Regions from separate parts of the Homo sapiens genome. Here regions 2, 3, 4 and 5 are each linked to region 1. The links are chromatin contacts, found by Hi-C or POLR2A ChIA-PET in ENCODE. All regions are on one chromosome and are shown on one strand. The core of a region is the stretch at or near the end of the contact, and the rest is flanking DNA. Distances in the headings are between cores, read along the strand shown. Region 1 holds the start of BRMS1L (BRMS1 like transcriptional repressor). Region 2 holds the start of NUBPL (NUBP iron-sulfur cluster assembly factor, mitochondrial). Region 3 overlaps AKAP6 (A-kinase anchoring protein 6). Region 4 holds the start of PNN (pinin, desmosome associated protein). Region 5 holds the start of SEC23A (SEC23 homolog A, COPII component).

What was found. Hi-C counts contacts between places; a loop is a spot of excess contacts on that map. ChIA-PET counts read pairs that join two places held with the same protein, here RNA polymerase II (POLR2A). Pooled maps may share reads with other maps.
Region 2: a loop to region 1 is called in a map of CD4-positive, alpha-beta T cell, with 6 times the contacts of the local background. The contact joins the promoter of NUBPL here to the promoter of BRMS1L in region 1. A Hi-C loop is called at or near these places in 2 of 168 maps with a recorded cell type or tissue (CD4-positive, alpha-beta T cell and naive thymus-derived CD4-positive, alpha-beta T cell) and 11 of 50 pooled maps.
Region 3: POLR2A ChIA-PET joins it to region 1 with 13 read pairs in Caco-2. The contact joins the enhancer-like site here to the promoter of BRMS1L in region 1. POLR2A ChIA-PET finds 5 or more read pairs at or near these places in 2 of 52 experiments (Caco-2 and activated T-cell).
Region 4: a loop to region 1 is called in a pooled map, with 12 times the contacts of the local background. The contact joins the promoter of PNN here to the promoter of BRMS1L in region 1. A Hi-C loop is called at or near these places in 1 of 168 maps with a recorded cell type or tissue (CD8-positive, alpha-beta T cell), 1 of 37 single-sample maps with no recorded cell type and 13 of 50 pooled maps. POLR2A ChIA-PET finds 5 or more read pairs at or near these places in 4 of 52 experiments (HepG2, RWPE1, T-cell and 1 more).
Region 5: a map of naive thymus-derived CD4-positive, alpha-beta T cell shows a loop between it and region 1 (14-fold over the local background). The contact joins the promoter of SEC23A here to the promoter of BRMS1L in region 1. A Hi-C loop is called at or near these places in 2 of 168 maps with a recorded cell type or tissue (CD4-positive, alpha-beta T cell and naive thymus-derived CD4-positive, alpha-beta T cell) and 8 of 50 pooled maps. POLR2A ChIA-PET finds 5 or more read pairs at or near these places in 2 of 52 experiments (B cell and HepG2).

What each region holds. Positions count from the first base shown.
Region 1 is chr14:35,823,365-35,828,485 of GRCh38, forward strand. It overlaps BRMS1L (BRMS1 like transcriptional repressor), which reads left to right and starts at 2,974. Exons shown (of 10, transcript NM_032352.4): 1 at 2,974-3,294. The coding sequence starts at 3,153. RefSeq lists silencers at 3,015-3,114, 3,365-3,534.
Region 2 is chr14:31,557,533-31,562,653 of GRCh38, forward strand. It overlaps NUBPL (NUBP iron-sulfur cluster assembly factor, mitochondrial), which reads left to right and starts at 3,872. Exons shown (of 11, transcript NM_025152.3): 1 at 3,872-4,015; 2 at 4,536-4,683. The coding sequence starts at 3,908. NUBPL-DT (NUBPL divergent transcript) reads right to left here and starts at 3,799. Exons shown (of 3, transcript XR_943720.2): 1 at 3,579-3,799. It overlaps LOC105370438 (a long non-coding RNA gene), which reads left to right. Exons shown (of 4, transcript XR_943723.3): 4 at 293-564. RefSeq lists enhancers at 3,715-4,114, 4,041-4,596.
Region 3 is chr14:32,368,624-32,373,744 of GRCh38, forward strand. The region is part of intron 1 of AKAP6 (A-kinase anchoring protein 6); the gene reads left to right. Among named protein-coding and RNA genes, the nearest start is that of AKAP6, 42 kb to the left of the region's middle. Within about 2 kb of position 2,273, at least 2 of the 41 ENCODE cell types and tissues checked have a DNase peak (open chromatin) inside an H3K27ac peak, as active enhancers do.
Region 4 is chr14:39,172,373-39,177,493 of GRCh38, forward strand. It overlaps PNN (pinin, desmosome associated protein), which reads left to right and starts at 2,882. Exons shown (of 9, transcript NM_002687.4): 1 at 2,882-3,020; 2 at 3,706-3,777; 3 at 4,155-4,223; 4 at 5,040-5,112. The coding sequence starts at 2,908. It overlaps PNN-AS1 (PNN antisense RNA 1), which reads right to left and starts at 3,508. Exons shown (of 2, transcript NR_186208.1): 1 at 3,407-3,508; 2 at 2,503-2,940. RefSeq lists enhancers at 2,270-2,409, 2,572-3,771, 2,890-3,099, 4,951-5,121 and a silencer at 2,610-2,729.
Region 5 is chr14:39,101,068-39,106,188 of GRCh38, forward strand. SEC23A (SEC23 homolog A, COPII component) reads right to left here and starts at 2,168. Exons shown (of 20, transcript NM_006364.4): 1 at 1,965-2,168. It overlaps SEC23A-AS1 (SEC23A antisense RNA 1), which reads left to right and starts at 2,073. Exons shown (of 2, transcript NR_146545.1): 1 at 2,073-2,304; 2 at 2,478-2,745. RefSeq lists silencers at 1,774-1,853, 1,874-1,993, 2,154-2,383.

The DNA.
Region 1 (5,121 bases), core at 1,724-4,223:
GCATATTTTTGGACCTTGTCTTTGAGAATGCAATGCTATACAATCCACAATATTCTATGAACTTTTTTTTTTTTCTCTTTGAGACAGGAGACAGGGTCTCACTCTGTCACCCAGGCTGGAGTGCAGTGGTGCAATGTCGGCTCACTGCAATCTTGACCTCTCAAGTTCAAGCAATTCTCTCACCTCAGCCTCTGGAGATTGGGTTTCACCATATTGGCCAGGCTGGTCTTGAACTCCTGACCTCAAGTGATCCACTCGCCTCGGCCTCCTAAAGTGTGGGGACTACAGGCGTTAGCCACCCTGCCGGCCTGTACTATCTTTCAATAGCAAATTGCCACTTCAAGAAGAAGAAACCCTGTCGTTATAAGGGGTAAAATATAGTTTTAAGATTGGTCTGCAAATGAAGTTTCCTTATCCGTAAAATGGGAATAACAATGGCACCTAACTCAGGGCTATTAAATTGAGAATTAAACTCACTAAACCCATGTAAAGGGCTTACCAAGATACCTGATACAGAGGATAAATGGTCACTTAATGAGTTATGATACCTATTGAGGCTTCCTTGTCTATGTACCCTTTATTTATTTATTTATTTATTTATTTATTTTTATTGATCATTCTTGGGTGTTTCTCGCAGAGGGGGATTTGGCAGGGTCATAGGACAATAGTGGAGGGAAGGTCAGCAGATAAACAAGTGAACAAAGGTCTCTGGTTTTCCTAGGCAGAGGACCCTGCGGCCTTCCGCAGTGTTTGTGTCCCTGGGTACCTGAGATTAGGGAGTGGTGATGACTCTTAACGAGCATGCTGCCTTCAAGCATCTGTTTAACAAAGCACATCTTGCACCGACCTTAATCCATTTAACCCTGAGTGGACACAGCACATGTTTCAGAGAGCACAGGGTTGGGGGTAAGGTCACAGATCAACAGGATCCCAAGGCAGAAGAAGTTTTCTTAGTACAGAACAAAATGACAAGTCTCCCATGTCTACTTCTTTCTACACAGACACGGCAACCATCCGATTTCTCAATCTTTTCCCCACCTTTCCCGCCTTTCTATTCCACAAAGCCGCCATTGTCATCCTGGCCCGTTCTCAATGAGCTGTTGGGCACACCTCCCAGACGGGGTGGTGGCCGGGCAGAGGGGCTCCTCACTTCCCAGTAGGGGCGGCCGGGCAGAGGCGCCCCTCACCTCCCGGGCGGGGCGGCTGGCCGGGCAGGGGGCTGACCCCCAACCTCCCTCCCAGAAGGGGCGGCTGGCCGGGCGGGGCGCTGACCCCCCCACCTCCCTCCCGGAAGGGGCGGCTGGCCGGGCGGGGCGCTGACCCCCCCACCTCCCTCCCGTCCGGGAGGCTGGCCTGGCGGGGGCTGACCCCCACCTCCCTCCCGGACGGGGTGGCTGCCGGGCGGAGACGCTCTTCACTTCCCAGACGGGGTGGCTGCCGGACGGAGGGGCTCCTCACTTCTCAGACGGGGCGGCTGCCGGGCGGAGGGGCTCCTCACTTCTCAGACGGGGCGGTTGCCGGGCAGAGGGTCTCCTCACTTCTCAGACGGGGTGGCCGGGCAGAGACGCTCCTCACCTCCCAGACGGGGTCGCGGCTGGGCAGAGGCGCTCCTCACATCCCAGACGGGGCGGCGGGGCAGAGGTGCTCCCCACATCCCAGACGATGGGCTGCCAGGCAGAGACGCTCCTCACTTCCTAGATGGGATGGCGGCCGGGCAGAGACGCTCCTCACTTTCCAGACTGGGCAGCCAGGTAGAGGGGCTCCTCACATCCCAGACGATGGGCGGCCAGGCAGAGACGCTCCTCACTTCCCAGACGGGGTGGCGGCCGGGCAGAGGCTGCAATCTCGGCTCTTTGGGAGGCCAAGGCAGGCGGCTGGGAGGTGGTTGTAGCGAGCCGAGATCACGCCACTGCACTCCAGCCTGGGCACCATTGAGCACTGAGTGAACGAGACTCCGTCTGCAATCCCGGCACCTCGGGAGGTCGGGGCTGGCGGATCATTCGCGGTTAGGAGCTGGAGACCAGCCCGGCCAACACAGCGAAACCGTCTCCACCAAAAAAATACGAAAACCAGTCAGGCGTGGCGGCACGCGCCTGCAATCGCAGGCACTCGGCAGGCTGAGGCAGGAGAATCAGGCAGGGAGGTTGCAGTGAGCCGAGATGGCAGCAGTACAGTCCAGCTTCGGCTCGGCATCAGTGGGAGACCGTGGAAAGAGAGGGAGAGGGAGACCGTGGAGAGGGCGAGGGCGAGGGCGAGGGCGAGGGAGAGGGAGAGGGAGCTATGTACCCTTTTTTTGAGAAAGTACATCTGGTTAAGTATGTATTTTTCATTGAAAACTAAAGTTAAATCAGGACTGATGGCATTTTCCGACTGCATTTGGTAAAAAATAAATGCCAAAAATATTAGATTGAAAATGCCAAGATAAAACTTCCTTACCTTCTGTATTGTAAAAGTTTCAAGAATAATTTAAAGATTTTTGCACAACACAGAAAGTGCAAGTTATCGTCTATAGTTAATAATTAAATAAAACAGTTTATTAATGGTAGGTAATAAAGGTGCTTAGTAAAACAGATGGTTCTCCAGTTCCCCAGGCTCAATGAGCAGGCAAAGATCCTTTTAGGCAAAAGACATTTTCACATCTAACAGTAACATCTCTGATGGTCAGGCAGGTCAAACAATCACTTGGCGGGAAATAGATAAATACAGACTAAATTCGCACAATCTGTTTCTGTTTAGTTTATAAACTGCGATCCAGAGTGTCAGCTTTCGTGCCTTGTGGGACTTGAAGTCCAGAAGGAAGAAGTGATCAGGGCTGCCGAGGGATGGAAGCGTGCAGCCCCTGCAGGTCTGAGACCTACGAACTACAACTCCCGGCAAGCATCGGAAGGCCGCGTCGTAATTGCGGGCAACCAATCGTACCAGAGCAGGGCAAGCCCCCGCCCTCTGGCTCGGTGGAAGGCCTCCGCCAATGGCAGAGCTCCCATCGCAGAGCCTGCGGGTTAGGTTGTGAGGCCCGGGCCGGGGGCGGGGAGGAGCCAAGGGGGCGAGCAAGCTCGGTGGCTGGGTGGGTTGGGGCGTTCCGCGCGCCCTTCATTGAAGCGGCGGTGGCCGGGCTGGGCGCCGGTAGTGGAAAGCGACGGCGCGGCTGGAAAATGCCAGTCCATTCCCGAGGGGATAAGAAGGAGACCAACCATCACGATGAGATGGAGGTGGACTACGCCGAAAATGAGGGGAGCAGCTCCGAGGACGAGGACACTGAGAGCTCGTCGGTCTCCGAGGATGGAGATAGCTCAGGTGCGCGACCCACTGCTGGGACCCTGAGTCCCCGCGCCCAGCGCGCGACAGGCCGCTCTCCGCACGCCAGGCGGCTGCGTCCTGCTGGGAAAGCGGGGCGGGGACAGAGGGAAGGGGCGGAGACTGGCTCTGGGCCCTGGGCTGCACCCTGACCGGTCGCTGGGCGCTGTCTGGCTCCTGATGGGTCCCGGCGGCGGGGCGGGGCGGGCCTGGGCTTGTCCAGCTCCCAAACGCGGCGTGGTCCTGCCCCCGGTGGTGCTCTGGAGCGACCAGCCCAGGCGGACAACTTCCCGCAGCAGACAAACTGGAAATGCCTCCTCTCCCCAGCCCACCGACCTCTTTCCCTATTTTCACCTTTGCAACCCTCACTTCTCAGCGCAAGTGAGTTGCCGGGACAGAGGGTCGGCTTAGTAATTAACCTCAGTTTGCAAGTCAACTTGCCGGTCAGCACTTTTACATCAGTGTCTTTTCGGGGGCTAACTTGAGAGCGGTCCCGTTCAGTAGCTCCCTGAAGTTTGCAAGACTGAGAGGAAGGGACCAACATTCGGGCTCATTTTGGATCTTCATATGCTTATAAATTGGCTGAGTTTTGGCAGCGTTGAAAATTCTCCAAGTCTTTTCTTCCCTTCAGTTTTTTCTAACTTTGGGCTGTTTTAAATTATTTTGGGTGGGGGAGGAGGGCAGATTAACACTACAAATAAATTTTGCAAACTTTTAGGAATGGTTATTCTAAAGTGAAATGGAATTTGTGATTACCGGGATTATTTTCTTTCGATTCAAATGATGGAGATGAGACTGACTTCTTTGTCTTGGCCTGATTTTGGTCATGTAAAGGAAGCATTGATGATAGGTTGATGACAGCCTAGTATCACCCAGATGCCCTCTTTTCATGTTTCCCTTGCAAAGCAAATCTCCATGGAAGGATATAATTTCAATCAGTAAATCAGCCATCCAAAAATATTTATGAGTGACTTCTTTGTGCAGCACTGGACAGTACTCAATATGAGGGATAAATAGTTATTATCTGGGCTCACTTAAAAAGCTATCATAAGTCACCACTTGATTAAATTGCCAAATGAATGCTTAACTAAATGTTGCTGTAGGAATTCAGAGGCAGAGGAAATCGTTTCAATATTGGGTGGTCACAAAGCCTAGCTGAAGAAGGTGGGATTACCTTAATTATCTTGAAGAATGAGTAGAATTTGGTTTGGGGTGGTGGGTATCCCTGCAGGGAGAGGGATGTAAGAAAAAGTACAAGGGCCAGAGTTTGGGGCTTATTCAAAAGAGCGTGAAAACCTTGGGAGAAGGAGTTGAGCTCGGAAAAGAACAGGAAAGTATAGATGTGAGTGATTTCAAAGAAAGCACAAAACAGGATTGATGAATGCAAGTTTAGGATTGAAGGTAAGAGAAAAACCAAGATACAAGGAGAGTGGCGGTAGCATCAACAGAAATAGAAAAGTGAAAGATTTGAGATGAAGGTGAAAGAAAAGAGTATTTCAGACATGTTGCTTTTTTTTTTCTTTTCTCTCTTTGAGATGGAGTCTCGCTCTGTTGCCCAGGCTGGAGTGTAATGGCGTGATCTTGGCTCACTGCAACCTCCGCCTCCTGGGTTCAAGCAATTCTCCTGCCTTAGCCTCCCGAGTAGCTGTGATTATAGGCGGGTGCCACCACACCAAGCTAATTTTTTGTATTTTTAGTAGAGACAGGGTTTCTCCATGTTGTCCAGGCTGGTCTCGAACTCCTGACCTCGTGATCCACCCACTTCAACCTCCCAATGTGCTGGGATTACAGGCATGAGCTACCATTCCCAGCCTTTTTTTTTTTTTT
Region 2 (5,121 bases), core at 2,622-5,121, 4.3 Mb before region 1:
ATAATCCCAGGAAACTTGTTATAGTCTGTCTAGGACAGATACTAACTTGGCTCATTGACTACCCACTTCCAGTCACATTCTCCATTGCTTTCCTCTACTCTACAGGTTAGAGAGCTCTAAATGCTTAATTTCTCAGTTTCTCTTGGTTCTAAGGATGGTCATGTGACCCGGTTCTAGCCAGTCGGGTGTGTGTGTGTGTGTGTGTGTGTGTCTTCCTTTCCTGAATAAAAAAGGCAAAGGCTCACTAGGAAATTCTCTTTGTCATTCCCTCCTCTTCCTATATGGAACATAGCTTTGATGCCTGAAGGTACAACAAACATCTCATGACTATGAGGGGATGAAAATGGATACCAAGGATACCAAGATGATGGAACAAAAAGAATTGATTTGGAACATGACGGCACTATGGATTCATCGTATTGGACCTCTGTGATATAATTCTGAACTTTTCATATAAGACTAATATACCCCTACTTGTTTAATACAACTGTAGAGTTATCTGCTACTTGCAGCCAAATGTAATCCTAACTAATATAGGCAATAAATCATGTTTTTATATCACTATGTAGGTCTTCCAATCTATTGTCTTTGCCAGAGCTGTCTCCATTCTTCTAAAAGGTCCCAACTTCCAAAATTCAAAACCAAGAAAACAACCTCTTTTCTCTGACATTTTTATTGGGTCAGACATTTTGCTGTGTCAGAAAATGATTCCATATAATTTGTCCAAATGGGGAAGGGCTATGCGAGATACAAGGAATTATAGGGAGAAAATTATTGACACATATTTAAAAATATATCTCAGCATAGTTACAAATACACAGAAACCCATCCAAATTAGACTAAGACAGTAAATTTATTGGGTGGATGTAAGTATATCTTATGGACCTAAGGATAGGAAGTCCGGTTGAACCTCATTATGAACTGGAACCAGGAACTGAAAAGTTATGAACCAGTGCAGCTCTTCTCCCTTTCCTCTATGGTAACATGATCTCTTATGATCTACTTTCTTCTTCTCTCTTGCATTGGCTTTATCTGCTTCTGCATGCACATAGTAGAAAATAGTAATTTCAACTGTATTAGCTCAAAGACAAACTAAGATTGACTAACACCTGTTACTTTTATTTTCCAGGCTCTCTGGAGAATTAATCTGATTGGTCAATTTTTTGGTTGTACATCAGTCTTTAGTCCAATTAGTGACCTTGGGAATGGGGTCAAATGACTTAGCAATTCTTAGGACCAAAGGAGAATACCCTTTTGAAAAGAGGCCATGGATATGTATATGTGTGTCAGTGTTTTTTGGAGAAGAAACATCTCTACTACTCTCCTAAAATTTTAATTTGGGGAAAGGTAAACCAAAGTAATGATTCAGCCATTCTACAAACATTATTCTCACTTGCTCCTCCTCTTATGTTTTCTCTCAGGGAATTCATCTAGTTGCTCATGTCATAAACCTCTACACAACCAATGATTACCACAATAGCTAACAATTACTAACTCTGTGACAGCTGTTCTACATGCATTATCTTAAGTTCAACCTCACAACAACCATAGAAGTAGGAATTAACTATTTTATTGATAACAAAGTGAAATTTAGAGATGTTAAGTCAAGCCTTCAAGAGAGAGACCTCATGTCTCCTTGTCTCTGATCTTGCCCCGCTGATCCATTTCTTTTTTAACCCAGTAATCATAGTGGTATTTCTAAAACACAAATCTGATGTTACTTTCCTGCTTAAAATCCTTCTATAGTTCCCTTAGGATAAAGTCCAAATTTCTTTACAAGATATATACAGCCTTTCTTGATTTAGGCAACCTCCATCTAACCAACCTTCACTCCATCCTCATCTCTTTTAGTCACTTTGTCCTAAGTTGCACAGATCATTTACAGTTCTTAACAATCCAGAAAAGAAATGTATTTTCTACTCCTCTTGTGTTCTCTCTTCTTTTCTCTCTTCTTTCTTTTTTTATTTTTATTTTTGATATCTTTTTTATTTTTTTATTTTTATTTTTTAGTATTTATTGATCATTCTTGGGTATTTCTCGGAGCGGGGGATTTGGCAGGGTCATAGGACAATAGTGGAGGGAAGGTCAGCAGATAAACATGTGAACAAGGGTCTCTGGTTTTCCTAGGCAGAGGACCCTGCGGCCTTCCGCAGTGTTTGTGTCCCTGGGTACTTGAGATTAGGGAGTGGTGATGACTCTTAACGAGCATGCTGCCTTCAAGCATCTGTTTAACAAAGCACATCTTGCACCGCCCTTAATCCATTTAACCCTGAGTGGACACAGCACATGTTTCAGAGAGCACGGGGTTGGGGGTAAGGTTATAGATTAACAGCATCCCAAGGCAGAATAATTTTTCTTAGTACAGAACAAAATGGAGTCTCCTATGTCTACTTCTTTCTACACAGACACAGTAACAATCTGATCTCTCTTTCCTTTCCCCACATTTCCCCCTTTTCTATTCGACAAAACCGCCATCGTCATCATGGCCCGTTCTCAATGAGCTGTTGGGTACACCTCCTAGACAGGGTGGCGGCTGGGCAGAGGGGCCCCTCACTTCCCAGACGGGGTGGCCGGGCAGAGGTGACTCCACCTCCCGGACGGGGTGGCGGCCGGGCGGGGTCTGCCCCCCACCTCCCTCCGGGACGGGGCGGCTGACCGGATGGGGGCTGCCCCCCACGTCCCTCCCGGACGGGGCAGCTGGCCGGGCGGGGGCTTTTCTCTCTTCTTTCATCTTTCTTCCTTCTACTCTCTTCTTCTTTCTTCTTCCTTCTTCTTTCTTCTCCTTTTAATTTCCTCTTCCTCCTTCCTCCTTCCTTCTTTCTTCTTCTTCTGACAAGGTGTCACTCTGCTGCCCACGCTGGAGTGCAGTGGTGCAATCATAGCTCACTGCATCCTTGAACTCCTGGCTCAAGCAATCCTCTTGCTTTGGCCTCCCAAAGTGTTGGAATTACACGCGTGAGCCACCATGCCTAGCCTTAGCAGTCCATTTCTAACCTCTTTACAACAATCTCCTTGCCATTCTCCCAGCTAACTTCTACACATTATTCAGATTCAGCATTCAGCTTAGATATTACCTAATTTAGAAGCTTCCCCTGATTGAATTGAGTGCCCTTTCTTTGTATCACTTTGTCCTTTCTCCTGTATCCCTCAATGCTTTTCTCCTGTACTTATCATATTATACCGCAATTTTGTTGTTAACTTATTCTGTCTTTTGCACTGGATTATAAAGCCCTTTAGTGGAGGAATTATGTCGGTCTCAATGCTGAATATTTTAAGTCTACTGTAGTACTCGGTACATAGTAGTTGCTCAACGAATATTTGTTAAATAAATGAGTCTTAAGTCTGGAAGAACTTGCAAAGTTCTTTACCAGGTTGCTGGTAAAGCAACCTGACCTTTCTTTCAGGGAACTGTCAGCAACACAAGCCATGAATACCAACGCAAAACAGACTCTCACTGTAGATCACACGGGAAAAAATAAAATAAAAAGGTAAAATCCTTAACGGTGGTAGTATTTAAATGACCATATACTGCTTAGTAAGAAATCCTGGGGTCATTTTCAAGGTCCCCCATTTCCTACTTTTGTTAAGCTGGGTCAAGTCTCTTTAAACTTTCTCCGTTTTCTTGTCCATAAAAAGAGTATACTAGGTAAGTCTTCTGTCTACCTCGGGACTTCTGTAAGTATCATAAGAGATGTTTTATATGACAACACTTCACAAACGTTTAGTAAAACGCTGCAAAATGTTTGTAGCTGGCTATAAACAAGATCATGCAGATTGGGTTCCTGAGCCAACAAACCCAAAGAAGACCGGTTGCTAGGAAGAGAAAGCCGAGCGTTGCTCCGTGACGTCATCACTCCGCGCCACCCGCGACAGTTTCCCAGCAGGGCTCACAGCAGCGTTCCGCGTCATGGGGATTTGGCAGCGTCTGCTGCTTTTTGGTGGGGTGTCGCTCCGGGCTGGTGGCGGGGCCACTGCCCCGCTTGGGGGAAGCCGAGCGATGGTTTGTGGGCGCCAGGTCCGTGGTGCTGCAGGGCAGGGGGAAGCGGGCTGACAGATGCTGGGCTGCAGGGCCGCAGATGCCCTGGCATTGCTTCTTGCCAAAGACTCGCCTCAGTTCCTGAGACCCCCAGTGTGCTGGACGTGCCTACTTTTCAGGCAGGCCCAGGCTGAGGCGTGGCGGGACTTGAAACACAGTTAGAACGTAGATGTGGTATTCTACATTGCTTTCTTGGCTTTGGGTTATTTATCAAATAGATTGAAGAAAAGCAAAACACGTGGAAGCCTTATCTCCGTAAAGAGGCAGCGTTTTTACATTTTTAAACGTTCAGCGTATCCTGCTAGAAAAATTTCAATTTAAGCAATGTGTCTTTACAATTGTTATCAGTAGTAGTAGGTAAATGTCTCCATAGTGAAGATGAGCAGAATTAGAAAAGAAAGCCCTCTTAATTGCAAACCCCAGATTGTTTTTGCTTTTACAGTGTGATGATGGAGATGGCTTATTTAAAACGGCTTTTTATTATTATTATTTTTTAAAGTTGTCTGGCGCCGGGAGTGAGACCCTAAAACAAAGAAGAACACAAATCATGTCCCGAGGACTTCCAAAGCAGAAACCGATAGAAGGTGTTAAACAAGTTATAGTTGTGGCTTCTGGAAAGGGTGGAGTCGGAAAATCTACTACAGCAGGTATTATAGGATATTAATTCTATTCCTGATTAAGAACTTATGCCAACAGACAAGTGCACACTATTGAAATTATAGTTTTGTGTTTTAAAAATTTATTTGTGAAGTTCCTAACATGTGATTCCTTAGTTTCAGGAGTTGGTAGCGGGTAGACGCTTAGATTTTGGAGTTAGACAAAAGTAGGTACTAGCCGGGTCTCCCACCCCTTAACTCAGGAAAAAGTGGTCAGATTGTACAGCAAATCTTCAGTTCACTTAACTGTAAAATGGAGATAACTTCTTTCATAAGATGGTTATTCAAATTGCACAAGCTAACCACTTAGCTTAGTGTTTACTAGTGTTCAATAATTGGTTGCTGTTATTTTTAAAACATCTAGTAACTTTTTTTTTTTGTTTTTTTTTTTTTTTTTGAGACGGAATCTCGCTCTGTCACCCAGGCTGT
Region 3 (5,121 bases), core at 1,023-3,522, 3.5 Mb before region 1:
GAAAGGAACTGAATACAGTACAATCTGACTGAAGATTAGACTGTGAATAGAGGGCAGAGATGAAGTTGGATAGGTAGGCAGTGCCCAAACCGTGGACCCCTTACAAGCTAATAATTAAACATGTGTTTGAGCACCTACTATGTACTAGGTGCTGTTATGGGCCCTGGGGTTTTGCTAGTTATCAAATAAGACCAAAATAAGACTAAATAATCCCTGCCCTCTTGAAACTTATAGTTTAGTGGATATTAAGAAGAAGAAAAAAAAAACAAAAACATGCTGAATAAATGTGGACTTTAAGGACAGGGATAAGCCACTGAAAGTGTTAAGTGGGGGAGTGATGTGGTTAGAATCATACTCTTTAAAGTTAGGCATATAATTTCACCCAATGGAGGCACTTTTGAGAATGAACGGGCTTTATTAATAATTATTCTGGGACAACAGGCATAAACTGGGCAAATCAGGAAAGATGGGCACTCTTCAAATGTGGTTAAAAACCAGAGGGAAGCAAGACTGGAGGCAGAGATTGGTCATTGCAGGGACCCAGATGAAAGATAGCCAGGACTGCTACCAAGATATGCAGTGAGGTGGAAGGAAGTGAATGGATCTGAGAAGCTCTTAAAGGAAAGATCTGTTCACAATAGGCAAGGGACAATTAATACAGTGTGGCACCAAAAAAACCTCCTTCCAGACTGATAAAGACCCAGAAACCGGTAACTGTTAGACAAAGTCATTAGATGTGTTACAGATTTCCTGTTGTCCATTATCTTGTCCACATCTCAATCAACATAGTTAAAATATTTGATGAAATTTAGATAGGTATACATATGGATTACATTTTCTAAACCGTTAATTTGGCAAACTTGTTAAAAACAAAGAAGTAGGAGGAAGTTAGCCTGACACAACTTATTCACAGTGATCATCCTTTTGATCCTGGGTCACTGTTTTCTTCCAAGTGCTGGCTTGTGGTTAGTGCACAGTACATTTATTAAATTCATTTAAAGAATCTTTTCCTCAACAGGTGAGGGAGAAAACAATCCATTTTAAGCACTGAGTTTATTCCTTTAGTGGTTGGCTTGCTCCAAATATAAATAATAGTTCTTTTCATTGTTCTCCATGATTTAAACAAAACAAAATGTGTAAGTTCCCTTTAAATCATAACCTCCTTGGGAGGCCGAGGTGGGTGGATCACCTGAGGTCAGGAGTTTGAGACCAGCCTGGCCAGCATGGTGAAACCACATCTCTACTAAAAATACAAAAATTAGCCGGGCATGTTGGTGGAAGCCTGTAATCCCAGCTACTCAGGAGGTTGAGGCAGGAAAATTGCTTGACCCCAGGAGGTGGAGGTTGCAGTGAGCTGAGACCGCGCCATTGCACTCCAGCCTGGGCGAAAAGAGCGAAACTCCATCTCAAAAACAAACAAACAAAAAATTATAACCTCCTAGAGCAGCTTAACATGGGGTCATTACATGACCATTATTTCTAAGTCAGTATGTTGTGTTCCACTTTGGCCATATGATGCTTGGCATTTTCAGGACAGGGTCAAAGTTCTGAAACACCTGCCATCTGTCAAGAGGAGACCAGAAAGACTGTCCACAAATTAGCACAAACCAGAAACTGCTGTTGGAAAAGAAGCTTAGTGGTTTCCCTAAGGGGAGTAGCATCACCTTCACACAGAAGGGAGAAGCTTTCTTGGTCCTTAGCCACCATCAGTTTGTGCCTTACAAAGACAGTGCTATCGAATTGATGGTGTTCTAGGTTCTTAAGAGGAATGCTTATAAAAATGGTTGCTGAATGTCAAGTGCTGTTTAAATGCTTAATTACCAGAAGTGAACACAAATAATGAGGGAGTTTGATTCCCTACAAACCAGAACTGTTGTTCCTGATATGTGACCATTAGCAGAGCTCTGCAGTGTCTTTTATTGCACGGTTCTGAGGCTTTGCCGTTAACAACTTATTAATTGATCAGGGAAGAAACCAGTGGCTGTATTAGTGCTGGTGAAATGGAAGAAAGACTGAGCAACTTGCATAAGATAAATCTTTTACTACACTGTAAACAATGGAGTGGTGGTAAGTTCTCTTAAAGCTGAAAACATTACTGTTATGAAGGCTCTGAAAATGGAAAAAAATGAGAAAATGATTAAAGATCTTTTTGGGGTTAGAATTTTTTAGTTTTGCTGGCATGAAAAGACTTGGGCAGATTTTAGTACTGGAGGGACCTGCCTTATTCGTTGTGTATTCCATTCATGATTGCTCTTTCCTTGTGTAAGAGGAAGAGGAGTGACTCATTATGACTCTTGGTTTTAATTTCAGTAGATTCCTGAAGGTGCAGAACTGAGTGAACAGATCATCCTTTTTAAACTCACTCAGGCTGATTTCTTTTGAGGGATGTTATTTGTTAGTTTAAATAGTAGTACTGAGAAGTAGAGGAGTGTATATTAAACTGTGGCAAGAGAACTTCAGAAACAGGAAAAGTAACTAAGTCCTAAAAATAAATTCTTGTCTTGTTTTCTGTGACTGATAAAACATCATAAGTAAGACATATGCACCATAACCCCAACCCCTAGTGAATATACATGCATTTTATAGAGCTAGAACACACATATGTCAAAAGTCACCTTAAAATCTTTCTGAGAAAAGGATAGGTAAATACATAAAATGTACACATGAAGACTACTATTTGTTTTTATTTAAGTGTTAACATGTTTGTATGTTTGGGAGGCCAAGGTAGGAGGATCACTTGAGGCCAAGAGTTCAAGACTAGCCTGGGCAACATAGTGAGACCTCCATCTCTACAAAACAAAAACAAAACAAAACAAAACCAAAAACCAAAAGAATTAGCTGGGCGTGGGGGTGCTCATCCGTAGTCCTAGCTACTCAGCAGGCTGAAGCTGGGGGATTGCTTGAGCCCAGAAGTTTGAGGCTGCAGAGTTACGATCATTGCACTCCAGCCTGGGTGACAGAGCAAGACCCTGTTTCTAAATAAAATAAAATGATTCTATAAAAATTGGTGACATTGGTCTGCAGTAGAGGGAAAAATCATGGGGAGTTGAAATAGGTGAGAAAAGCTTCATGAAAAGGTGGGATTAACTGTTGTTTTTTGAAGAATGATCTCATAAGAGGAAGTTAGAAAGAGGCAGGGTACCTCAAATGTGGAGACTAGAAGGAACTAAGGTGTAGCTTGGAGTCAAAGATTCCAGGTGTAGTGGGGTGGAGTGGAAGCTCCTTAGGGAAGCCACTTACCTGATTTGAAGGGTGGTTTCCTCATCTGCAAGATATGCAGATTAGTACTCTTTCACTCCTATTTCTCTTTCTCTCTCTACTTCTCTTTTCTTTCTTCTCTCCTTCTCCCTCTTCCTCCCTTCTCTCCTTCCTTCTCTTTTTTTTTCCCTACACATATTTATAAGTACCTACTTTATTCCTTAATTGTACTGTGCCCTGGGGATATAGAATGCTCCTACAAGGGTCAGGGCCTCACAGAGGAGATGAACAAATAAACTGCTGTACAGAAGGATGCACATGGTCCTGAGGAGGCTAGCTTGAGGAAGGAGTGGCTAACAGGTTGGGAACTGGGGAAGACTTGTTATGCAAATCAAAATTGTAACCACTTTGTAAATACTAAGTATTTATTAATGTAACATTTTTTTCTTTTACTTGTGATGCATTTTTTTTTTGTGGCTTCTGTGACTCTTTGTAAAGGAGTTCTGAGTCACTAGTTAAGATTTTTTATAAAGAAATACACCATTAGCAGGCCGAGGAGGGGATGTTTTAGTTTAGTGAAACTTGGACCAGTGTCAATTTAATGGGTCAGACGTAGTGTTTGTAATGGGTAAGAAGTACTAGTCATCCAAATCAAATGGCCATAACAATGAACTCTGAAAATAGTTATATATTTTTTAACAGAGTAAAGCTTCTTTATAGCAATATAATTCTTTAAGATCACTTTTTTTTTTTTAATTTTTGGAAGCTAGAGACAAAGTAGAGGAACTGGCAAGATTCAGATTTTTGGAATCAAGCATTAAATTATTAATTGGCAAGAATTTTTCTGAAAACACTAGTAGGAGGAATTAGGAACCCCACAAGCAAAATAACATTACCTTGGAAGAATGAATGGTATATTCAGTTTTACCTCTACATCTTTTTGTTGCTCTGTGTGTGTGTGTGTGTGTGTGTGTGTGTGTGTGTATTCACATGTGCTTGTGTGTCTGAGAGAGAGAGGAGAGAGAAAAAGAAAGAGAGCGAGCGAGCATTATGGGATTTGGGTAGTTTTGGAAACTTTCTTTTGAGAATACTGAGAATGATTGGGGGAAATTAAGTGAGTGGTTGAAGTACTATTGCTAATTGTTGCTTGTTTTAGGAAAAGATGATGTCAGACACAATCCTTGGTAGAAATTTTGAGAGAATTTTTGATGTTTCAGAGTCTGACGGTTCTAGCTCTTTATAATATAAATTTCATTTCAAAATTTATGGCTTTTTTGGGGGGGTGGGGTATAAGTGTAACTGCCTAAGGGATTCACCTTGCCTGCTGCCTAGACAGAGCCGATTCATCAGGACAGGGGAACTGTAATAGAAAAAGAGTAATTCACACAGAGCCAGCTGTGCGGGAGACCAGGGTTTTATTATTACTCAAATCAGTCTCCCTGAGCATTTGGGGAGCAGAGTTTTTAAGGATAACTTGGTGGGTGGGGGAAGCCAGTGTTCCAGGAGAGCCGATTGGTCAGAGATGAAATCATAGGGAGTTAGAGCTGTCTTCTTGTGCTGAATCATTTCCTGGGTGGGGGTCCAGAAGATCAGATGAGCCAGTTTATTGATCTGGGTGGTGCCAGCTGATCCATCAAGTGCAGGGGCTGCAAAATATCTCAAGCACTGATCTTAGGTGCAGTTTAGGGAGGGTCGGAATCTTGTAGCCTCCAGCTGCATGACTCCTAAACCATAATTTTTAATCTTCTGGCTAATGTGAGTCCTACAAAGGCAATCTAGTCCCCAGGCAAGAAGGAGGTCTGCTTTGGGAAAGGGCTGTTACTGTCTTTGTTTAAACTGTAAACTAAGTTTCTCCCGAAGTTAGTTCAGCCTATGCCCAGGAATCAACAAGGACAGCTTGGAGATTAGAAGCAAGGTGCAGTC
Region 4 (5,121 bases), core at 1,632-4,131, 3.3 Mb after region 1:
CGCCTCCCGGGTTCAAGTGATTCTCCTGCCTCAGCTTCCCGAGTAGGTGGGATTACAGGCATGCACCACCAAGCCCAGCTCATTTTGTATTTTTAGTAGAGACGGGGTTTCTCCATGTTGGTCAGGCTGATCTCGAACTCGTGACCTCAGGTGATCCGCCTGCCTCGGCCTCCCAAAGTGCTGGGATTACAGACTTGAGCCACTGTGCCCAGCTGTGTGTGTTTTGTTTTGTTTGAGACAGAGTCTCACTGTTGCCCAGGCCAGAGTGCAGTGGCATGATCTTGGCTCACTGCATGCAACCTCCACCTCCCGGGCTCAAGCAATTCTGCCTCAGCCTTCCAAGCAGCTGACACTACAGGCACTTGCCACCATGCAGGACTAATTTTGTATTTTTAGTAGAGACAGGGTTTCATCATGTTGGCCAGGCTGGTCTTGAACTCCCAATCTCAAGTGATCCGCCCACCAAGGCCTCCCAAAATCCTGGGATTACCGGGCCGACCATACATGCAAACATTCTTACACTTGCTGAATACGCTCTACTATTATCACACTCTCATGCCTCAGGTACTGCCTAAGGTTGTACACAGACCTGTAATAAGATCAATGAGGCTAAGTATGCTCACAATCAGAATTAGATAATTGTCAATCTTCATCCCCATTATTCATCTCTACATTTTTTTCTCCTATAGTACTTCCCGCTTTCTAACATGCTATACTATTTATTTATTTATTTATTTATTTTTGAGACAGAGTCTCACTGCTGCCCAGGCTAGAGTGCAGTGGTGTGATGACAGCTCACTGCAGTCTCAAACTCCTGGACTCAAACAATCATCCCGCCTCAGCCTCTCCAGTACAATTTTTAAAATTTTTATTTTTAGAGACAGGATCGTTGCTATGTTGCCCAGGCTGGTCTTAACTCCTGGGCTGTAGCGATTCTCCCACCTCAGTCTCCCAAGTATCTGGGATTACAGGCACAATCCACTGGACTTGCTCAGAGATCTTTATTGTACACTGATATACCCAAGTGCCTAGAATAGCACCTGGCACATAGTGGGCCCTCAGTATTTGTTGAACTAATGAATGATCATTGCTCCTTTGGAAGCCTACAAACCCCACAGAAGCAGGAATCACAACTATCTTGTTCTAGGCTTTATTTTCAAACCCTAGCTTACTGCTGATACACAATGGAAGCTCTAAAAGATTGCTGGATTAAAGTGGTAGCTTGAGTTAATTAATACACTGGGCCCACTAATTCTTTGTACAAGGAAGATAGATGCCTGGCTGAGATTATTTAAAGCATTGTTTCTGTGGGAAAGTGTTTTGTTTTTTTGTTTGTTTGGGACGGAGTCTCACTCTGTCGCACAGGCTAGAGTGCAGTGGTGCAATCTCGGCTCACTGCAACCTCCGCATCCCGGGCTCCCGAGTAGCTGGGATTACAGGCGTACACCACCACTCCCAGCTAATTTTTGTATTTTTAGTAAAGGCGGGGTTTCCCCATGTTGGCCAGGCTGGTCTCCAACTCCTGGCCTCAAGTGATCCACCTGCCTCAGCCTCCCTAAGTGCTGGGATTACGGGCGTGAGCCACTGTGCCTGGCCTGTGAAAAAATGTTTTCTGAGCTTCAATTTGTATATATATTTATAGAACAAAACTAGTTCCTACATTGGCAGTGCAGGTAGGGCAGAACCAGAAGCGGGACAACACACACAGACACCACTAACAACAGGGCCGCTCCCTTAGGTCTGGTCTTAACCAGCTCTAGGCCAGGTGAAGAGGCTAACTCAACCATGACTGCGTGTCTGTCTCGCCATTGCTTTCTTTTCTCTAGTATAGATGCTCAGCGTCTAATCAGAGACTGATTCTCAACTGGCGTGACCAAAGGACAGTTATATTATCTCCAGTCTCAATTTCCTTATCAGTAATAACAGGCATTTTATCCACACTTTCAGTTTGTGAGAAATAAGGCATGTAGACGGTTTCACAGAGGGTCGGGAACAAGATCAACCCCTAACAAACGTTAGCCATTATGACTAATGACTTTTACTAGTTTTCATTTTTGTCTTCCCTCTTCTCACTTTAACCTAATCAGGCTGGGCGTGGTGGCTCACGCCTGTAATCCCAGCACCCTGGGAGGTCGAGGCAGGCGAATCACCTGAGGTCAGGAGTTCGAGACCAGCCTGCCCAACATGGTGGAATCCGGTCTCTAATAATACAAAAATTAGCCAGGCGTGTTGGCGCGCGCCTGTAGTCCCAGGTACTCAGGAGGCTGAGGCAGGAGAATCGCTTGAACCCGGGAGGAGGAGGTTGCAGTGAGCCGAGATGGTGCCACTGCACTCCAGCCTGGACGACAGAGCGAGACTCCGTGTGAAAAAAAAAAAATTAACCTAATAGAGGAAAGCACGCGCCCACCCCCTCTCTGAGCATGCGCACCAACAGAATAGCCGCGCCCTTTCCTAATTAAATCATTAACCAAGGTGAGGGTAAGGAAGAAAAGGAGGCTTGGCTAAGTCCCACTCTGATGTGATCACGTTAAAACGGTGTAAGGCACATTACATCATAGGTTAAAAGGCCTAGAAAACTCCGCGCTCCCCTTGCCAGAACTGCAGACTCGCGAGCCTAAGTCTCCGAGAACTCAGGGATTGTGAAACCCGCCCCGACTCTGCGCTAGCAGCGGGATCCAGGCACCCGCAGCTAACTGGGGAGGGAGATGACTGCCTGGCTGACTTTTCATTGGCTCAGAGTCACAAAGGCTGCAGGTTCTTCCCCCTTCCGGTCGCTGAGTGGTTGAGGCCGGAAGACAACGCTCATCGTCATTGGCTGAGCCCGGCTGTCAGTCCTTTCGCGCCTCGGCGGCGCGGCATAGCCCGGCTCGGCCTGTAAAGCAGTCTCAAGCCTGCCGCAGGGAGAAGATGGCGGTCGCCGTGAGAACTTTGCAGGAACAGCTGGAAAAGGCCAAAGAGAGTCTTAAGAACGTGGATGAGAACATTCGCAAGCTCACCGGGCGGGATCCGAATGACGTGAGGTAAGGGCCTAACGGGAACTCGGAACTCGGAGCTCGGAGAGGCAGCCCTCAGGTCGGGGTGAATTGGGGGCGGGGAGGGCGGCCAGCCTTAAGAAGACTGGAACCTCGAGGCCTGTTCGCGGGGCGGCGGGTAAAACCCTGTTGTCGCCGAGGTGGAGAGGCCCCAGGTCCCCTCCGTAGAGCGCTGGTCTCAGGTCCCTGAGGAAGGAGAGCGAGGCCTGGGTGCGCCGGCATGCTTTCTTGGCCTGTGAGAAGACCCGGACTGCTGATTCCCGCTCTCGGCCCTGCAGGCCCGGAACTGCAGCACAAAGCCCCTTCCCGCTCCGGCGGACACCCGGCCCGTTGCTGGCCCCGAGACCCTGCCGGGACGCAACAAGCCGCCTTACCCCAGCTTCCTGTCCACGTGCAGCCTCCTCGGGGATGGCGGGATGGGGACCTGATCCAGGCTTGTTAATGTGTGGGGGCATCGAGGTGAATATAATTTCTGTGACACAGGTCCTGGAGAAACGAGGAAGTTAAATGAAATAGTACTTCCTGTCCTGTTTCAGACATTTAGATTTATTTGAAACTATCTTTTTGGAACTTTTGTGATTTTTTCTCCTTATGATCCACATCTCTGAAAGTATTTGGGTGCGACTGTGTGTGTCTACATATGATTTTGCACTGATTTGTAAATCTTTTACAGGCCCATCCAAGCCAGATTGCTGGCCCTTTCTGGTCCTGGTGGAGGTAGAGGACGTGGTAGTTTATTACTGAGGTAAGATTTCCTTTGGACTTTACTCATGCTGAAACTACTGGTACTTTACTAAATATGTTGGTTTGAACAAAACCTGTGATAAAATCAATAACCCAGTGTTTGTCGTCTTTGTTTTGTTTAATGTTGTAATAGACTAGATTTCTGTATAAATATAGTTATCCTGAAAAACTGGAGGTTGAAGAATATATTAAGTTTACCAATTTTGAGTGAACTTAATTCTTATAAAGTAACACTATAAAAGCATTTTGGAATGAATGCCCGTTTAAGGCTACTTTAGTTGGAAAGATTTTTGAAAGTTTAACCATATTCTCTTGTCAAATGGAAATACCATTTATCTTGTATTTCAAGTGTTTTATGTTGAACATTTTAAATTTCAGGCGTGGATTCTCAGATAGTGGAGGAGGACCCCCAGCCAAACAGAGAGACCTTGAAGGGGCAGTCAGTAGGTAGGTTTAAAAAAAGATTCCTGAAGGCTTCTTTAGTTTCTGAGGTACCACACAAATATAAATGTTTATTAACAATAATTCTGTTTCAGCAATATTAAAATTGAGTGGTATGCCACTCCCTGCCCCCCCCAAGTTCTGTTGGTATTTGACTGAACAGTTGACTATCAGTTCCCTCAAAACGCAGTTCTGCACTCATGATAACCTAAATTTTATCCAAATAAAGGTCATGTGAAGAGTAAAATTGGAAAAATTGTCAATTAGTACCATTTTTTCTGACTTGTACTTGAAAAACTTAACCAGTTTGAAATACTTAGAAAATACAGGAGAGCAAAATTGGTTTGGGCGTTAGTTCACACATTGTAGTATCCTTTCTCTGCTGGAGGAAAGAATAAAATGGGATGGAGACTTGATAGAACAAAGCTTCTGGAAACGAGTCCTAGAAGAGAGGGCATTTGCCCTTGGTGTGCAGTTACATAAATACCTCAGTGGTCATTTAAATTAATTTTTGGCCAGGCACAGTGGCTCATCCCTGTAATCCCAGCACTTTGGGAAGCCAAGACCAGCAGATCACTTGAGCCCAGGAGTTGGAGAACAGCCTAGATACATGGTGAAATCCCATCCCTACAAAAAGTACAAAAAAGTTACCCAGGCATGCTGGCTCACGCCTGTAGTCCCAGCTGCTTGGGAGGATGAGGCAGGAGGATCACTTGAGCCTGGGAGGTCGAGGCTGCAGTGAACCGTGGTGGCACCACTGCACTTCAGCCTGGGTGGTATAGTGAAACCCTGTCTCAAAAAAATTAATATTTTCTATGACAGGCTGGGCGGGGAGCGTCGGACCAGAAGAGAATCACGCCAGGAAAGCGACCCGGAGGATGATGATGTTAAAAAGGTATTGAGA
Region 5 (5,121 bases), core at 918-3,417, 3.3 Mb after region 1:
TCCTGACCTCAGGTGATTGGCCTGCCTCGGCCTCCCAAAGTGCTGGGATTACAGGCGTAAACTGCCGCACCCAGCCACTAGTCTTTATTTTTTTTAAAAAGTGATACAAAACACAAAAGACTATTACAAAGAAATGTCCAATTTCAGTACAATATACTTTGGTTAAATAATTTATCATAATAGAGCTAAAAGCTAAGAAGCAAACCACTATGTCACTTTAACCTAGTATATCAAATATGTGCCCAAGTCTTTTAAAAGTAAGACTTCCCTGGCCGGGCGCGGTGGCTCACACCTGTAATCCCAGCACTTTTGGAGGCCGAGGAGGGTGGATCATGAGGTCAGGAGATCGAGACCAGCCTGGCCAATATGGTTAAACCCCGTCTCTACTGAAAATACAAAAATTAGCCAGGCATGGTGGCGGTCGCCTGTAGTCCCAGCTACTCAGGCGGCTGAGACAGGAGAATAGCTTAGCTTGTACCTGGGAGGCGGAGGTTGCAGTGAGCCGAAATCGTTCCACTGCACTCCAGCCTGGGTGACAGAGCGAGACTCCGTCTCAAAAAAAAAAAAAACAAAAAAGACTTTCCCTATGATAGTTTTTCAATATTCTAATTTTAAGCCCTTTTATTCATATCTAATTGAAAATGTACTTGCCAAGTAAATTTGAGTTCCTTCCAATTACATGTATTTGTTAGTTGCCAATTAAATTTGTCTCCTACTTTTCACTTCCAAAATCCTCAATGAATTGTCTTCTTATGATCTTGGACAATTAACCTCTCTGAATCCTGTTTTTCTCATCAGCAAAATAAGAGACTTGGACTAGAAAATCACAAGGTCCCATCTAACTCTAAAATTCTGTAAGTCAATTAAAAATAGCTGGACTCTGGCCGGGCGCAGTGGCTCATGCCTGTGATCCCAGCACTTTGGGAGGCCGAGGCGGGCGGATCACCTGAGGTCAGGAGTTCGAGACCAGCCTGGCCAACATGGTGAAACCCCGTCTCTACTAAAGATACAAAAATTAGCCGGGCATAGTAGCTCGCCCCTGTAATCCCAGCTACTCGGGAGGCTGAAGCAGGAGAATCGCTTGAACCAGGGAGGCGGAGGTTGCAGTGAGCCGAGATTGCGCCACTGCACTCCAGCCTGGGCGACAAAGCAAGACTCCGTCTCAGAAAAAAAAAAAATAGCTGGACTTCTGAAATGATGTTCATTCACTACCAGAGGAGAAAGAGAAGGAAAACTCAACATGCATTTATATTTAAATCTAAAACCTTTTTAAACCAAGTTAATTTGGCTAGTTATCCATGGCTTTGGACGGTAGAGGTTGAGGGAGTTCAAGTGAAAACGAGAATTCCACATCCCCACTTCAGTGATTGATGTAGATTTACTATGACCTTCCTCAGGCAGTACCTTTACCACCAAATCGGGAAACACTACCTACCGTAGAAAGAAAGCCCAGTGAGATAGGGCTGGTCCTGCTGGAAAACTGAACTCTTTGTAATCAAAACCCAAGGCATTATCTTTACCAAGCTCTTTTCCCCTTTAACCCCTTTAACTTCCAAGGCTGAATTACGGTGACGTAGTCAATTGGGTTCAAAGTCTAGGACACTCCATATCTGGCAAGGAATGAAACAGTAAGTCCAAGGGCCCAGAGGCGATGATGGACTTGGGTGGAGGTGGGTGGCCCAGGAGGTGGGGGTGGGTGCTGGGCGAGATGCTCGAACCACCGTTTTCCACATCTTTCCACCTAATCCAGGGGAGCTGGAGGAGGCCGGGCCCCCGGCCCCGGCAGAGCGAAGTGGGTGAGAGGGTGGCAAGCTCAGCACTCAACGCTCCCCGCGCCGGACCGGGCCTCAGCCTCCAGCACACCTCGCTGGCCCCGGGGCACCGAGAGGGCAGAGCCGGGACCACCCCAGGATCCCAGCCCCCAGCCCGCCGCCGCCAGCCCGCCCCCGCTCCCCGCTGCGCACCTGCGGTCCCCCAGGAGCGGAGACGAGGCGGCCCTTTCCTCACTGTCCCCCTGCAGGACCCGTCGCAGCCTCCGCTTTGCAAAATCTGTCCTCTCCGCCCAGCAGGAGCAGTCCGTGGCACCGCAATCAGGGGTGGCGCCACCCCGCCCCGGGCCTCAGCGAAGACCTCCGCCCGGCCAACATGGCTGGCGCCGCCTCTGCCACGTCAAGAGGAGGGGACGGGGCGTGAGGGCAGGAAGGGGGCAGGAAGGGGCGGGCGCAGAGTTACCAGGGCAGGCCACCGGACCCCTGAGCTTGCTTAATAACCGGAGGATTTGAGAAAGGCGCGCGGCGGGCGAAGGTACCGAGAGGGGAGGAGGGAGGAGAGGTAGCGGGGACCGAGCCAGAGGGGCGGAAGAACCCGGAAGACCCAGGCAGCCGGACGGCCGAGGGGCGTGGGACCGGGCAGAGCGGGACCGGGAGAGAGCGCCTTTCCCAGCTCCCTAAAGCCACAGCGTATCCCACTCCCTGCAGGTCGCAGAAAGAGTGGAGAACTGGTGCCACTCGGACACCTTAGCTCACCGAGAGAAATGGAGACGGCCTCCAGGACATCTTAGGACCCTGGTTGATTCCGAGAATCACAAATCACATCTCTGAAAAAAGTGAAAAGTTCATTCTTTCACTTAGTGCAACAAATGTTTACTGAAACTTACTATGTGCCAGACACAATTGAGATGCTGGTAATATGATGCAGGCAAAGTAGGCCCAGATCCCTGGCCCGAAAGAATTCACGTACTATTTATGTATTTTAGTCAGCCTGTCTTTTCCTCCTACATTGCCTCTGCCACTTCAACTCTGTCTCCCCCCACCCCCAAAACACACACACAGTACAATATTTGGCTGATTCATCTTGATATGTTCAATGTTTTTCTTTCCAAGAAAAAAGTTGAACAAAATGAGAAAGCAACAGATTGGTAAGACATTAGAGCTTGGTGGTCTCAGACAACCCCTTCCTTCAGTGAGGGGAATGAAATTAAGTGCCCATGGAATTAATTGCATATATGACAACGCCTAAAAGCCTGCAAAGTTTAGCCATATCAACATTTTATGGAATGGAAAAAAAGATCAAGTCCCTGTCCTTGAAAGCTCATATTCATGAGAAATAAGACAGCAGCACCAGGCTGGGCGCGGTGGCTCACGCCTGTAATCCCAACACTTTGGGAGGCGGAGGCAGGCGGATCACAAGGTAAGGAGTTCGAGACCAGCCTGGCCAACATAGTGAAACACCGTCTCTACTAAAAATACAAAAATTAGCCGGGTGTGGTGGCACGCTCCTGTAGTCCCAGCTACTCGGGAGGATGAGGCAGAAGAATTGCTTGAACCCGGGAGGCGGAGGTTGCAGTGAGCCGAGACCACGCCATTGCACTCCAGCCTGGGTGACAGAGTGAGACTGTCTCAAAAAAAAAAGCACCAAACATATTTCCCTTTCTATAATGTGTGTACTAAAGTTGTTTTGGAAGGTGGAAGAGGATGTTTGCTTGTCAAATTGTAATACAATCCTGAAGAGGGCAATGGGAATCGAAAGCCAAAAATTAGTGTAGGCTTCCAAATAAAGTAGGTTCAAGGTGCTACCTTAATGAAGATTCTTAACAGCACACAGCAGAGGTGTTGTTATAAAGGTGGAATAAGTACACCCACCAAAAGCGACAAGATCTAAGAATGAGTAGGATAAAAAGATCTTAGTCCATTTAGGCTGCTAACACAAATGCCCTCAACTGGGTAGCTCATAAACAACAGAAATTTATTTCTGACTGTCCTGGAGGCTGAGAAGTCCAGGATCAAGATGCCAGCAGATTTGGTGTCCGGTGAGGACCTGCTTTCTGATTCATAGATGGTGCCTTCTTTGTTCTCACATGGCAGAAGGGGCTGGCTAGCTCTCTGGGGTCTCTTTTACAAGGGTACTAATCCCATTCATGAGAGGCCAGCCCTCATGACCTGTTCACCTCCCAAAGGCCCTACCTCCCTATACCATCACCTTAGCAGTTAAGATTTCAACCTATGAGTTTGGTAGGACACAAATATTCAGACCATAGCAACATTGATGAGAAGATCCACAGAAATCCTGGAATCCAGCGAGGAATAAATCAAAGCATAGTACCTTTGGTAGATTCATTCATTTCATGGTTCCCAGAAAGGCATCTTTACCATCCAGCTCAATGAAGTCTTTTCAAAAACTCATCATTCCTGGCCAGGCACAGTGGCTCACGCCGGTAATCCCAGCACTTTGGGAGGCCGAGGTGGGCAGATCACGAGGTCAGGAGATCAAGACCATCCTGGCTAACATGGTGAAACCCTGTCTCTACTAAAAATACAAAAAATTAGCCAGACATAGTTGCGGGCGCCTGTAGAGCCAGCTACTCGGGAGGCTGAGGCAGGAGAAATGCGTGAACCCAGGAGGTGGAGCCTGCAGTGAGCAGAGATCGCCCCACTGCACTCCAGCCTGGGCGACAGACCGAGATTCCATCTCAAAAAAAAAACAAAAAAAAATTCATCATTCCTTTGTTTTCAGTTGATCAAAGGTTTTAATTCCCTATTACAATGAAATAGATGTTAGGATGCATAACAAACTCAGTTGCATCTGTCTTTATGTGCTTTAAGATGAATGACTTTAAGTCCAGGCGCAGCGGTTCACACCTGTAATCCCAGCACTTTGGGAGGCTGAGGCAGGTGGATCACAAGGTTAGGAGTTCAAGACCAGCCTGGCCAAGATGTTGACACCCCATTTCTACTAAAAATACAAAAATTAGCCAGGCGCAGTGGCAGGCGCCTGTAATCCCAGCTACTCAGGAGGCTGAGGCAGGAGAATCACTTGAATCCAGGAGGCAAAGGTTGCAGTGAGCCGAGATCACGCCACTGCACTCCAGCCTGGGCAACCGAGCGAGACTCCGTTTCAAAAAAAAAAAAAATGATGAATGGCTTTAATCCTTGGATATACTATCAGGATCAGGATCTACTGGACCCAACTTTAGCCTTTCAGGGTTGTTTTTTTGTTTTTGGGCTCTACTCTTAAGGATTGATATTTCATGATTTTTTGTTCCTTCGTAGAAGTCTTCCAAACAACAAAGAGAAAATTTATTTTCTAAAAAAATAGATGTGGTGACTCACACCTGTAATCCTA